2 separate regions of the Homo sapiens genome follow, and region 1 is linked to region 2. A link is a contact called in ENCODE Hi-C data. All regions are on one chromosome and are shown on one strand. Each heading gives the region's core, a stretch centred on a gene start or an enhancer-like site at or near the end of the contact. The rest is flanking DNA. Distances are from core to core; before and after follow the strand shown.

Region 1 (6,490 bases), core at 3,741-6,240, 42 kb after region 2:
AAACCCTGCCCTCAAAAAGAGAAAGGTCAGAGAAGCAGGAAACTGGGAGAGAACTGTGGCTTAGCCAAGAGGAGAGGGTTTAGAGGAGGAGGGGCCCATGGCTGGACATCCCAGAGAGCTTGAGGAAGACGGCTGCTGAGGACCCAGGACTTGAAAGAGGGCAGTCCTGGTTCAACGACCTGGAACCTGTGGCTCCTCTGCTCGTTGAAGGCCAGGACCGAGGCTTGTCCAGCTTTGAGGTTCCCAGAGGGTCCAGCCAGGGACAGGCCTATGGCAGCTGTCTATCAGTGTGGACCTCCCCAAGCCTGAGGTAGACCTGCCGGGCTCTGGGTCCAGCTCCTCCTGCGGTGCCAGAGCCCACCCCACCCACTGTCCTCTCCCACAGCTTCCCAGCAGTGTCATTGCCTCCCTCTCCTAGCCCCTTCCACCACCACAGACACAAGCCCAGCTCTCTTCCCATCACAAATCAACCAGCCCCAAGCCTCCCTGGGCCCAAATCCCGGGCCAGCTCTGCTGTCCCTCTTTCCTGCACAGCCCGGATCTGGAGAGGGCTGTCCACACCTCCTCCCCACTCTATGCTTTTGAGCCGCTGCAGCCCAGCTCTGATGACCAACTGTTCTTGCCAAGGTCACAGCTTGCTCCATTGAAAGTCCATTTGCCTCATCCTGTCCGCCCTCTTGCTGGCCTTCTGGAGGCACCTCATTCCCTCCTGCTTGTGTCTCCTTTGCAAGCTCCTTTTTTGCCCACCCTTTCCCATGCCGACATGGCCCCTGCCAGCCTCCGACCTGCACTCTTCTCACCACACACCTTCCCCAGGTGACCCTCCACCTGGGTGCTGATGGCCCCCAGCCACTTCTCTCTCGAGTTCCGATGCCTTTGCTATACATCTAACTGCCTTAGTATCACCTCTGGTGGTTTTCAGGCACCTCATACCTTGCGTGCCCAGAACCAGCCTTCCAAGTCCCTCTACCTGCAGTGTCTGCTCCTGGGTCCCCGTTCTCTCTCAGCAAGCAGCACCTGCACTCGTGTGGCTGGCCAGCCCACAGGCTGGGCTTCATCCTTGATGGCTCCATTTCCTTCATGCTCCATAATCAATCCACCACCACAACCATCAATGCTACATGCAATGCATGCTCCAAGGGTGCCACCTCTCTGTCCCCACCAGCCCTGGCCACCACCCTCTCTCCTATACCACTGCCTCCTTTCTTCACAAAACAGCCAGTAGGAGCTGTCCCCAAATCCATCCAGGCTTACCACTCCTTCCAGCCTAGAGGTCCCACTTCATGCTTCTCCCACTACCATCGGAGCGAAGCCCTGCATTCCTTGGCAGGAAAGGCCCAGGGCACCATCTGCCCTTGCCACCTCCCCAGCTCATCTCCCTCCAATTCCCACTGATCCCCCCATTTCCTGCTGCACTCCCCCTCCAGCCATGCCAAAGGTCACCTGGAGCCTTGCATCCCTGCCCCAGCACCACCCCCTCTCCTGTAAGACCAGCTCCTCCACTCTACCAGAAATTTGCACCAAGGTCCTGTCCTTCGGAGGCCTGTCCCACACCCCTCCTCTGGACCTGGGGATCTCACCCACTTCTGCTCCAGGGCACTTGTCAGACTGTGTGTACTGCAATGGCCTTTTCACAAGCACAGCCCCCATCATCCCTGCGCGGGTGAGGACCACATCTACCTCATTTGTCAGGACATCCCCAGCAGGTGCCCAATACATATTCATTAGCTGCACATCAGAGAGACCAGCGAGGCCTTCTTTCCTGGGGCCTGTGATCCTCAGATTCTAGCCTTGACTTTCCCACTCCAGGAGTTCCTGAGCACAAGTTTAACTCAATGCTGGGCTCCCAAAGGAGGCGGGACACAGGCAGTGCCTCAGAACCTTGATGGGCGCATACGCTGCCCACCTTCTGAGAGGAGTGACTCTGCTCAGAGCGGGAGAGGTGGGCAGGACACTTGGGTCTTGGTTCTGCTCTTGTTGGAACTCGCCAGGTGACCTTGGGCAAGTCACTTTCTTTCCTTCGGAAATAGTCCTCATAACCTGAGACACGGCAGAGCACGGTCACATGGCGGGCATCACTCGATCCTCCCATCAACCATTTTACCATCGTCCCCATTGTATAGAAAAGGGAACCAAGGCCCAGTGGGTTCATTGACATGGCCAAGACCACCCAGCCAGCAATTTTACCACGCAGCACCCTGTTCCCGCACATCATCTAAACACTTTTAGATGATGCCGACCAAGGTTTTGTTAGCATCTTCCCTCTCCCAGGGACCTGTTACACTGCAGACAAATAAGAATGGCATCACTCCCCGCCCAGCCCTTCCAGCCAGCGCTGGGGTGGAACCCCAGGTGTTGACAGCTGTAGAGAAATGCCGGGGAAGAGCCAGGGTGGGAAACCGGAACACCATGATGGGGGTCCCTGGGGATATAGTCCTGCTTGCCTGGTCTGCTGGCCTCTTCCCTCCTCCACCCAAGGCAGCCCTTTGGAGGCCTACGCCACAGGCTGCCCTTTATCAGGGGAGCAAGTGACCAACTTCCCTGCCTGTTCTGAGGCTGCAAGACGGTCCACTGCTGGTGGGTCTGGCAGGGCTGACTTATGGAGTAATTTCTCCCAGTGTCTGGAAGCAGCTTTCTGCCCATGCCTGGGGTCAGGGCAGGACAGAGGCTATGGGGAGGGGTATGGCGAGACCAGGGTCTTCATGGATGGATCTTTTCATTCTTATGCTGTGGCTCTAAGACTCATGGACTCAAAGGAAAAGAAAAAGATCCTTAAACAACCCCTTGATCAGGAGGGTCTTACAATCTTCACTGAATACAGAAGGAAGCAGAAACAGAGAGGTTGAGTGTCTTGCCCAAAGTCACAAGGCAGCTCAAAAGTGGTGACGCAAGGACTGGACCCCAGATCTGACTTGTGTGCCCTGAAGAGCAGCACAGTATGATCTAGTGTGATGTCCTCTCCTGCCCCCGGCAACTTCTCCTGCAATCCCCATGGCTGGTGATACTGAGCTGCCTGTGAACCATCAGCACATGATATCTTGGGTTGTAGCAGACCCACAGCTTCTGCTAAGCACAAAGGAACTCGGCACAGAGCCCCCAAAGGACGTGACACGTTCCTCTGCTCAAGATGTCAAAGAGGGGTTGTGGTGGAAATTGCATGGCATTTCAGGCAAGGTGATGGAGGAGGTTGTTGTTCCCGGACTCTGAATATAACAAAAGATGGAAAGAAGCTGCTCTGCCATGCAGTGGGCTCCCCGTCACTAGCACTGTCCACCTAGAGACCAGATGAATAGGCTATGAGGTCTTCTAGTAGTAGGTAGTAGGTAGAATAGCATTATTCTACTACTCCTAGCTAGTGGGAGGGAATTCATGACGTCTACGTGCTCAGGACACGTCCAGCACACCGACAGAGCGGCTTTGGGTGGATTAGCTTGTGTATGAGTGTCATAACATTGTAAAGTGGATATATTTAGTTCACTTGGATATATTTAGTTTAGCATATTTGTTCCAGTAAATATAAGTGGCTATATTTACTCCTAAGACCAAGTGGAGGCTCAGGGCACTAGAGGGGGATGGGCTGGCAACATGATCAAGCAAAGCAGGGGAGGCGTAGGAGGGGACGCGGTGGGGACTGTGGTGACCTGGGAGGCAGGGCATATCCCTCTCTGAAGGGGCAGTGGCTATTCCTGTCCTGCCAAATGTCACATGAAGTTGTTACATCTTCCAGTTTTTTCAATGAAACCACAGATTCAGATTTTTAAAAAAAAACTAAAAATATTAGCAAACTCTTACACTGGGTGCCAAGCACGATTTTAAATGCTTTACATGCATTACCTCATTAAATCACATGACAGCCCTATGTGATGGGGCTGTCATGATTCCCATTTACACAGGAGAAAACAGTCCCAGAGAGGTTAAATAACCTGCCCAAGGTCACACAGCCAGTTAATGGAGTCAGAATTTGAACTCAGGTCACCTGGCTACAAGGTTCATGTGCTTAACTGCTGTGCAATTCTGTTTTTTAAAAAACACTGTGTAAGTCAAATAAAATACAAGAGGCGGATCCAGCCTGGAGCTAAACTTCTGGCTCAAAGTAATTTCCCCAAGGTCATATAGCTAGTCAATAGGGGCATGTCTGACCTTCAAGCCCGTGACTTTTCACTCCACCAAGCTGCATTATTTTCTGAAATGAAGGGATGAACTCAATGGCCTCCAAGTTACCTTCTTAATCTGAGATTCTATGTATTAAGCTATTCTGCATTTATATTATGACTTTTCCACCTATTATTCATATTTAATTAGAAAACTCTTGCATCTCTTCCAAGTCTGGATATTTTAAAGGTTTGCTGCATTTCTGATTTTATTATGATCTGGTTGCCAAATATGCTTTCCTCCCAGGGGGCACACTTCTTGGGTGTAGTCAGTCATGCAAAGCAAGAGGAAGATGTGACGAGCAATGCACACACTGTTGCTCTGAGACCCACTTTGGCGGGCAGCCTGTGTCCGTGAAGTGAGGCTCAGGGCCAGTTCCCAGAGGTCTGGTACCCTGGGAGGTCCAGCCATGGTGAGCTGGCTGGCTTGTCCGCAGTGACACGCTGCTCTTCGAGTGAAACTCACAGAAGAATGGATGTCTGTGGAAAGAGAGGAAAGTGCCAGGTGGTACAGCCTGCTGAGCTGTGTCTCTCTTAAAAATATTCAGTGGCCAAGAGGTAGTAGACACATCCCCTGGTGGAAAGTAAACTGGGGAGGCCATGTGGGTCATGGGGAAAGTTCACACTGGTTTCTGGGTACACCCCAGATTCTCCTTTTGTTGGGGTTCTGCAGAAACTACATCATGTCATAACGCTCAGGCTGGGGGCCATTAGGTGCACCCTCAGGGACAGGCCACTGTGCCAGGAATTCCACGGCACGCAGGCACAGAGCCCACCAGCACAGTCTCTGTTCTAAACAGCGACGTGAGCTGCAAGCATGTGAATTTACTCAACAGTATTTCCTAAGGTCTGGTCTGAGCCTGGCGCTGGGCCAGGGCCAGAAATATAAAGCTAAATAAAACCCTGACCTTGGTCTCAAGTGTGACTAACAGGCACTTAAAAGATCGTAAAGCAAAGAGATGGAAACAGTAATACAGACAATGAGCAAAGTGCTACGGATGATGAGAGGAGGAACCAGTGGGGGTGGGTGTCAGGTGGCTTCTGCAGAAGAAACACCTTTGTCTGAGACTTTTTGGGTGCACAGGGTCAGACCTGAGACTCCTGTTTTATGAGTCTCCGCCTGAGTGCAGTGTGGAGGATGGTGTGGGTGGGGAGGTCTGGAGGCCAGGAGAGGCTATTGTGACTGTAGAGAGCCCAGCTGGACAGAGGCGAGGGCAAGAGGAAAGAGGACCTAGATATGAGACAGTTCAGCAGTGGCCCGACAGAAATAAGAGGGGAGAGTGGGTCAAGGATGCCTTCTTATACACCTTCCAGAAGGATTCTTGCTGATGAGGCAAGCTCTTGTCATTTTGCAGGCTTGCTACCTACAGTGGCATTTTCACCATTTCCTGGGTTTTACTATTGTGATTTTTTTAATACTAGGAAAACATCAGCTCCCAGTGGCAGCAGCTGGGAAGATGGCAGCAGCTCAGGGGTCTAATGCCCAGCACAGCTCTAAGAATAGCAAACGCCTTTATTCTACAGAATTGGATATGATAGGTGGAGGTCCTGTGGAGTGACTTCTGGGTGACGAAGAGCAGAGGCCTAAGAGCCAGCAAGCAGGCACCAAGCCTGGGCTGAAGCCAGCTTGGGTCTGTCAAACACAGCCGATACCCCATTTCTGACCAGATAGTGGGGTTAGGGAGGCAGGCAGGAATGGGTTGAAATGAAATGAAACTGTCAGAGGAGTGGATGCCTTCACTGCGAACATTAGGTGGAGTTGCTCCAGCCATGAGCAGCCCTGGCCTGCAGGGTTCTAGAACAGTGACTTCCAATCTGTGCTCCGGATTCATGGGGCATGGGGGTGGGGAAGCCGAGCAGTGGGGCCCTGGGTCCTCCTCCCCCACCCACAGCAGCTCTGGATTGCGTTGGTTTTCAGAGTGAGTATGTATGTAAACTGAACTTTGTAAAAAGGAGTTATGTGAATGTAAAAACAATTTGAAAATTACTGTTAGAGAACATTCATGCTTGGAAGTTCCTTAAAACCTCTGATGCAGAGAAGCCTGCTGCATCCTTGGATTAGGCCATTTTCAGGTGGATCCCGTCCACACCCTCCCACAGGTGCATATTCCTCCGGCACCAGGGGACTCACAGTTTCCCAGCAGCTCCTGCGACTTCTGGGCAGCTCTCTCACTATTAAGCTGAAGTTGTCAACCTGTGCTCACACCCATGCTCTGAGCTCTGGGCAGTCCAGCTCCTCCTTCACACAAGTCTCCAAAAGCCATGATGCTGCTCGAGACTTCTTTCCTCCAGTCTCAGCATTTCCATGTCCTCAAACAATTCCACATGTGAGAAATTCT
Region 2 (6,792 bases), core at 217-2,716:
CCCCGGAGGAATGAGGGATGCCTCTGCCTGGAGACTCGGGAGGGCATTCTAGCCAAAGAGACTTTGAGCGAGGCTGTGGAGGTGGAGCGCGCATTCCTGGTAGAGGGATGGCCCAGGCAAAGGCCGGTAGGCCTGAAAGGGCATGAAGTACCCCAGGATAGGGAGTGAACAGCCTGAGGGATTCCGTGGTAAGAGAGGAGGTTGAGGCCAGACCACAAGGATCTTGAATACCAAGCGGAGGACCTGACCTTTTCCTGAGTTCAAAGTGGAGTCAGAGGAAAAGGTGAGGGTGGGGGCAGTGGCCTTGCATCTGTTCTGTTGAGGCCTAGGCCAGGTGGTCTCCAGCCAGTGGGCGTGGGGTGGGTTCCTTTGGACTCTCAGAAGGGCCCCAGGTGGGTGACGCCACAGCCCAGTCTGTCTTGGCATCTGAGAACAAGGCCATCTGCTGGCTGCCTCATTCCTGCAAACTCAGGGTCAGAGGACCTCTGATGAGCCCAGCACCCCACAGCTCCAAAGAACTCCACGGTCTCTGAAACCAGGCTGCAAGGGCGAAAGGGGAAAGGCTGGCAGAGACATCCTGGGCAGGGCCCCTCCCACTACCTCATTTTCCAGCTCTGACAAGTGCTTACCCTGTGGGGGACAGGCAGCTCACAGCTCGGAAGTCGCCTGGCTGCCCTAAGGAGGCCCATCCCAGTATGGCCCTGCCCGGCGGGGCTTAGCTCGCCCTTCTCTATACTTTGGTGTTGCCCGTATCACCGGAGGGTGCTGGGGACGCAGGTTTGTTAAACCCTTTCCCTCTTCCTTCCACCAGACAGTAATACTTGGATCCTCACTTGTGATTTTCCCAACAACCCCTGGGGGGCCCCCTTCTGCCGGCACCTACTTGATGGGTAAGAGAATGGAGGCTTAGAAAGGGACGCATCCCGGAGCCCCACGGACCAGTCTCAACCACCAAAGGGCAGGGAGCCTGGAACCCTGCGGGCCACAGGCTGCGCAGCTCACTTGAGGGGACACATGTAGATTCTGAAACCTTACAGCCCGGGTTCAAATCCTTGCTCTGCAGCTGACTAGCACCTCACCTCAAGCAAGTCAGTGTCCATGTCTCATTCCCTGCCTGGAACCGCCTTGTGCCTCAGTTTCCACATCTAAAATGGTGATGCTAATAGCACCTTCCTCGGGGTAGGTGTGCGACTTAGGTGAGATAACTCATACCAAGTCCTTACAGCCGTGCCTGGCAAATGCCCCCTCGGCAGATGGAGAAAATGAGGCTGAAAGAGAAGAGGGGCCCCCCGGCAGGGATTCGCCCCCCGCCACGGGCCCCACGGCCGGGCGGTTCCTGCAGCTGCCTCTCCCTCTCCGACGTGTTTGGGAAATCCTCGGGCTGGGGGCCCGAGCGCGAGCAGCCGCGGCGGACCTGCAGGCGGCGGCGCTCGGCCCGCCCTCGCCTCCCGACCAATTTTGGGCAAAGCAGGGGCGGCGGCGCGCTACGTGCCGGCCATGAGTCAGCGCGCAGGAATGCGCAGGACGCTTTGTTCCCTGCGCGGCGGACGAACGTGCTGGGACCGGGGCGCGGCGGGGCCTGACACGACCGCACGGGCAGTACGGCCACGTGCGCCCCCAACCCCACCTCCGAACCGCAGGGCCACCCGCGCCTCGCCTTCCCCTGGGGCCCGGACCCCTGCGGGGGCCCTGAAAGCCCAGCCCGGACTCCAGCAGTCCCCGGGGAGCTCCGGCACCCTCCCTAAGCCTCGGGCCGGGGGGGTCTGGTCTGAGTGGTCCTGGCCGCCCAAGCCCCTGGGTGGCTCGCAAAGAATCAGCAACTGCGGGGAGGGCTGCCCAGGAGGAGGGGGGGAGCTGCCCCAGAAAGACTGGTGGGAGGCACGGAGACCTCGAGCGGCCACAGCAAGACCTGACGCTGCCCTGGGGAGGCCGTGTGGGGCCCGTCACCCCTTCTCCACATGGAGGCTGGTGTGGGAAGGAAGCGGGGGCTGGGTCCCCCAAGTCCTGCCTCCAGCTTGCGGGGTGTTTCCCTGAAGCCACTCCCCTCTCTGGGCCTGGGCCTGTCCAGTGGGAAATGGGATGACCCTGGCAGTCTTGCTCTTCCCCAGAGTCCTGGGCTGTGTAACGAGGTCTCCAGCCCAAAAGTGCTTTGGAAAGGAGTGTAACCACCTTGAGAAGTCTTGGCAAACTCCAGATGGCCACGCAGAGGGCCTTTTGCGGGTGCCAGGCTATGTCTGGATCTGACCGGTAACGCTGAGTGCTGGGCATTGCTGCTGTGGAAATGCAGGTGCAGAGGGGGTGACGTCATCTGCCCCCAGCCACGGGAGGACTGGCAGGGCAGTTAGAGCCCCAGGGCAGTTTGACTGGGCACCCCTTCTCCTGGATGGGTGAAGACCCTTCTCCTGGGGAATGGCGGGGTGGCTCCCACAGCTGCTGGACGCTGCCGACCGTCAGCCCTGGCAGAGGGAGTGGGGAGTCTTGAGGCTCCACTGCGGGCTGCTCTGAGAGGGTGCGGAAGCTGCTGGAGTCGGGGTCCCTCCTGCCCTGTGTGGCCTTGGGCACCACTTGCCTTTTGGGTACTCCTGTGACTGCTCTATCTTCACAGGAGGAATTCCATTTTAGCTTCCCCATCCCTGGTGGGGGGCAGCGACTAAATGGCCAAGTCTGAGCTTAGGACGGGAGGTTCCTCGGAATGGGATTTTTTTTTTTTTTTTTTTTTTTTTTTAGAGACTGGGTCTCGCTCTGTCACCCAGGCTGCTGAAGTGCAGTGGTGCTATCATGAATCACGCAGCCTCTAACTCTTGGGCTCAAGCGATTGGATGGAATTTTTTAATGCTGTCTTCCTTCCCCCTCATCTGCAAGATCCCTAACACCAGGGCATAGCAGCCCACAGTTCTGCCCAGCAAACAGGGCTGGAGCATGGGGGTCCCAGCTGGCCTGGGGGCCCTTTGCAGGAAGCCACCTTTGTCACCCTTGGCCTCAGGGACTCCGCAATTGAGCAGGTCCTCACTGGGGTCCTTGCCAGCCCCTGGGACTCAGTGTATTCTGGAACTCTCTGGCTTCTGTCCCTCTTAGGCCACATGTTCTATATGGGGGACATGGATGTCCTCTAAAGAGGATGACCTGTCTTTACACCAGGTCCTATCTTTCATGGCCTTGTTCATACCTTCATGTCTGTCCTCTCTTGGTACCCTGACCTGGTCTCCACCCAGCCTCAGCTGGCCCCCTGTGACTGGCACTGGTAGAAGAGGCTGAAGCCCCCCCGCCCCTCCCTCCCCGTAACCATTGGCTCTGCCTGACTCCTCCCTGTGTGGTGGTCTTACCCATAGATAGCATGGCTGCACCTTGGGCAAGGTTGATGCTGTAGGGGATGGGGAGGCTGCTCTCCTGTCTGGGGCCAGAGGTCCCTGCATTTGGGAGAGTGTCTTTCATTCTGCCAGCAATACCGAGGCCTCATTTGCAAACCTCTCTGCCAGGGTGTGAAATGTGCATGGAGGCAGAGACCACACAGCACAGTGGTTAGCTGCTGGGCTCTGAAGTCAGCCAGCTCTGGGACAACACTTCTCTGCACCTCAGATTCTGCATCCATAATTGGGGGGCCAGCTCCCCTTTGTGAGCATCCAGGGAGTCAGTAGATGCAAACATCTTAGAACACAGTGATGAGTCAGCGTGAGTCCCCGCAAGCCTGCACCTGGAGTGTTATAGTGACTTCCACATCATCTTTACCATCTCTCTTGACTGGAGTCAGTGACACCAGTCCTCCTCCTGTAAATCTCTGTGGTCATAGATTCTTCTGATTTCCCAGCAAGGAAGACTGCTCGGTGTGGCCCCTAACATCTCGCACTGTAGCCTAGAGAGCGGCAGAGCCCTGCCACATAGCATGGCTGGGGAGGTAGAACCTGGCCTCTGCCCCCGGTACAGAATGGTCTCTGAGCCCTTTTGACCTCCAAGTCTCAGAGACTCTGAGGACACAGGGTGACAGGAGAGACTGGAGCAAGCAAGTATCTGCACGTGCCCCACCCCCTGCAACTACACAATTCCTGGCACTCACGGGCCCCGCCTTGGCCTGGCACGCCTGCTTGGGTTTCTGCCCGTGTGGTTTCCCCTTGGCCTTTCTATCACGTCCGCTGGCAGAGCATCCCCAGCTGTCTGCATTCCTGTGCCATGAGGACGGCCACCTTGGGGCCAGGCCTGGCTAGGACGCCCCCTGAGAGTGGAAGCGTGTGTGCTGGCCAGGATGTGCAGGGACATAGCTTCAGGCACCTGCTTCTCCATGCTTGTGCATGGCTGTGCCCGTGTGTCCGTGTGTGCATAGGTCTGTGCATGCATTGGCAGGTATGCACAGAGTGGACACAGACAGCTGTGTGGATACACATGAGTGCCATGCAGTGGAGGCCTATGTGGGAGGAAACATACAAGCTCCTGGGGGCCCCACGGGCCTGTGAGTGGGGACCTGCACTCATGCATGATGGTGAGGCACGCATGTTTCCCATACCTGAGGGCCCTTGCATATGTGAGGGTCATGTACCCAGGTGTGGCCCTTCTCAGGTCAAGCTCACAGCCACAGGAGGAAGTTGGAGGAATTGAAAGAAGGGGGTCAGGATGAAATCAAACGCAGAGAACCCATTTGCCCAGCAGAGCTGGAAGCTTCCCACATATTCCCCTATTTACTCTCATACCAATCCCTGGAGGGATAAATGCGGGAGAAATGGCCCTCTCTGAGCCTCTCTGTTTGAAGTTAGGGTTAGGGTTATGGCTATTTGAGGCTCAAAGAGGGACCAGTCACTTGCCCAAGGTCACACAGCCTGTAAGTGGTGGAGCCCCTGCCAACTGTGTGTCTACCTGACTCTAGAAGCTGTCAGTCAGGGAAGGGAGGCAGAGGAGCTGCTGCCAGGGCCTGAGAACAGCAGAGACCTGTCCACTGTGTAGCCCAGGGCCCAGCAGGTCCTTTGGAAGATGAGAGCCTCTGAGTGGCCTACCCAGGCTACGTGCACCCTGGACCCCAGCTGCTACAGCTGGTTACTATTCTAATAAACATGTGTAGCCGTTGCTCTGTGCCAGGCCCTGGTGTAAGTGCTTTGCACACAACAATGCATCTAATTCTCTCTAATGCCCTAGGAGGCCAGTGCTATTATTATTCATTATTATTATACTATGTATAAGATTTATATTATGTGATATGTAATAATAATTATTAATAGACTATTATTATTCTTATTTTTAGAGATGAGAAACTGAGGCACATTAGGTAAAGTAACCTAACTGAAGTCCCACTGCTAATACCTGGCACAGCTGGGATTCCAGCCCATGCAGCTTGGCTCCAGGGTCCGAGGGCAGCCCCCAACACATGCCACTCTGACTGGCATCTCCTTGTGCGTGAGACAGAACCCGACCTCACCCTCTTTCTGCTGGGTGGTCTCTACATTCAGGCCCAAGGAAGTTGAGGGCTGGGTGCACCAGCCTCTTACCTCACAGACGGGGAAACTGAGGAAACTGTGTCTGTACTGGTATAGTGCCTGGGCCTTCAAAGGTACTCCCGGTGCCCAAGCAAGCGCTGACTTTGTCTGTTCCTCACTTGCTATGGGAGTTGAGACAAGTGCTTGCCCAGTTCCCAGGGAGAGCAGGTAGGAAGGAAGTCCTGAGAGGAGGCGGGGCAGGCCTGGCAGCGGGCACTGCGTGGGCAGGCCAGTGAAGGCGAGGCTGGGCCAGGGCTGAAGTCAAGGCTCTGGAGCCGGTTTTCCCAGGCTGTATCTGAGTAATCCTGTGTCTATATTTATCTCCTCCTTTCCTGGGTGAGCAAACAGAGCCTGATGCCAGCCAGGCCCGCCAACGCCCCCCCCCCATGCCAGCACGTTTCCTTCACCTGTAGGGTGGCCCTGGAGAACACCGCAGTCTTGGCCCTCAGTTCAGCTTGGCCTATGTAGGACACACAAAAGGGTGCTTGAACCCAGTGGCTTCTGTGAAGAATCTAATTGTCAGAGGTGGCCAGGGATTATCCAGTCTGGGTTGCTGCAGACATGGGCAGTCATAGCCTGGGCAGTGTCGGTGCATTGGAGGCCTGGGAAGCACCCTCTACTCTCAGCACTCAGGAACAAAGGGTCCTCTTATCTCAGATGTGTCAGACATGCCTTTCATTCCCGCATTCACACGTTGCTCTAGATGTTGGTCCCATTTCCCTCCAGGATGGTAAATTCCAAGAGAAGGTCTGCGTGCCCAGAGGTCTAGAACACAGGCTCTAGAGTCAGACTGCTCTGAAGCTGGATCCTGGCACCCTGACCTTAAGCTAATAACCTCTTCATGACTCTATTTCCCTGCTTGTTAAATGGGACCCAATACTTCCTACCTTCCAGGGATCATATGAGTGTTAAGTTAGAGGCATTATGCGCTGACAGATTGGATGGGCTGTGCTGGGGAGGGGCTGTCTGTCCCCACCTGCAGGCCACAGGGGACATACACACATGGCTCTCACAACAGGCACACACTAATGGATACCCCTACTTTTGAGAGGAACATGCGGCCTGAACCCAGGGTGGATTAAGTGGGTTGGAGCTTGATCCCTGGGAAGACCCCAGAAGTTGCAGAAGCCGGATACTAACTTTGCTGAGAGCCTCTTCAGAGGTGGAGGAGGCAGGCTAGGTGGCCATTGTCAAGAGATGATGCAGCGTGGACCAGGCCTAGGTGTCATCACCCTGGACCCTCGCCAGGATCACCATGGCTAGCTAAGCCCCTGCCCTGACTCTGGCCTCTGCCCTGGTGGTGCCACCTCCCTGACCTTGGAGCGGCCTGGGTCTG

The links. A loop is a pair of places that touch in the nucleus more often than their neighbours do. Pooled maps may share reads with other maps.
Region 1: a loop to region 2 is called in a map of gastrocnemius medialis, with 5 times the contacts of the local background. The contact joins two enhancer-like sites. A Hi-C loop is called at or near these places in 2 of 168 maps with a recorded cell type or tissue (cardiac septum and gastrocnemius medialis) and 4 of 50 pooled maps.

What each region holds. Positions count from the first base shown.
Region 1 is chr1:41,532,946-41,539,435 of GRCh38, forward strand. The region is part of intron 5 of HIVEP3 (HIVEP zinc finger 3); the gene reads right to left. Among named protein-coding and RNA genes, the nearest start is that of EDN2, 52 kb to the left of the region's middle. Within about 2 kb of position 4,991, at least 7 of the 41 ENCODE cell types and tissues checked have a DNase peak (open chromatin) inside an H3K27ac peak, as active enhancers do; they include gastrocnemius medialis, where a contact is called at or near this core.
Region 2 is chr1:41,494,890-41,501,681 of GRCh38, forward strand. No RefSeq gene overlaps it. Among named protein-coding and RNA genes, the nearest start is that of EDN2, 14 kb to the left of the region's middle. RefSeq lists an enhancer at 1,266-1,814 and silencers at 1,338-1,527, 1,668-1,717. Within about 2 kb of position 1,467, at least 28 of the 41 ENCODE cell types and tissues checked have a DNase peak (open chromatin) inside an H3K27ac peak, as active enhancers do; they include gastrocnemius medialis, where a contact is called at or near this core.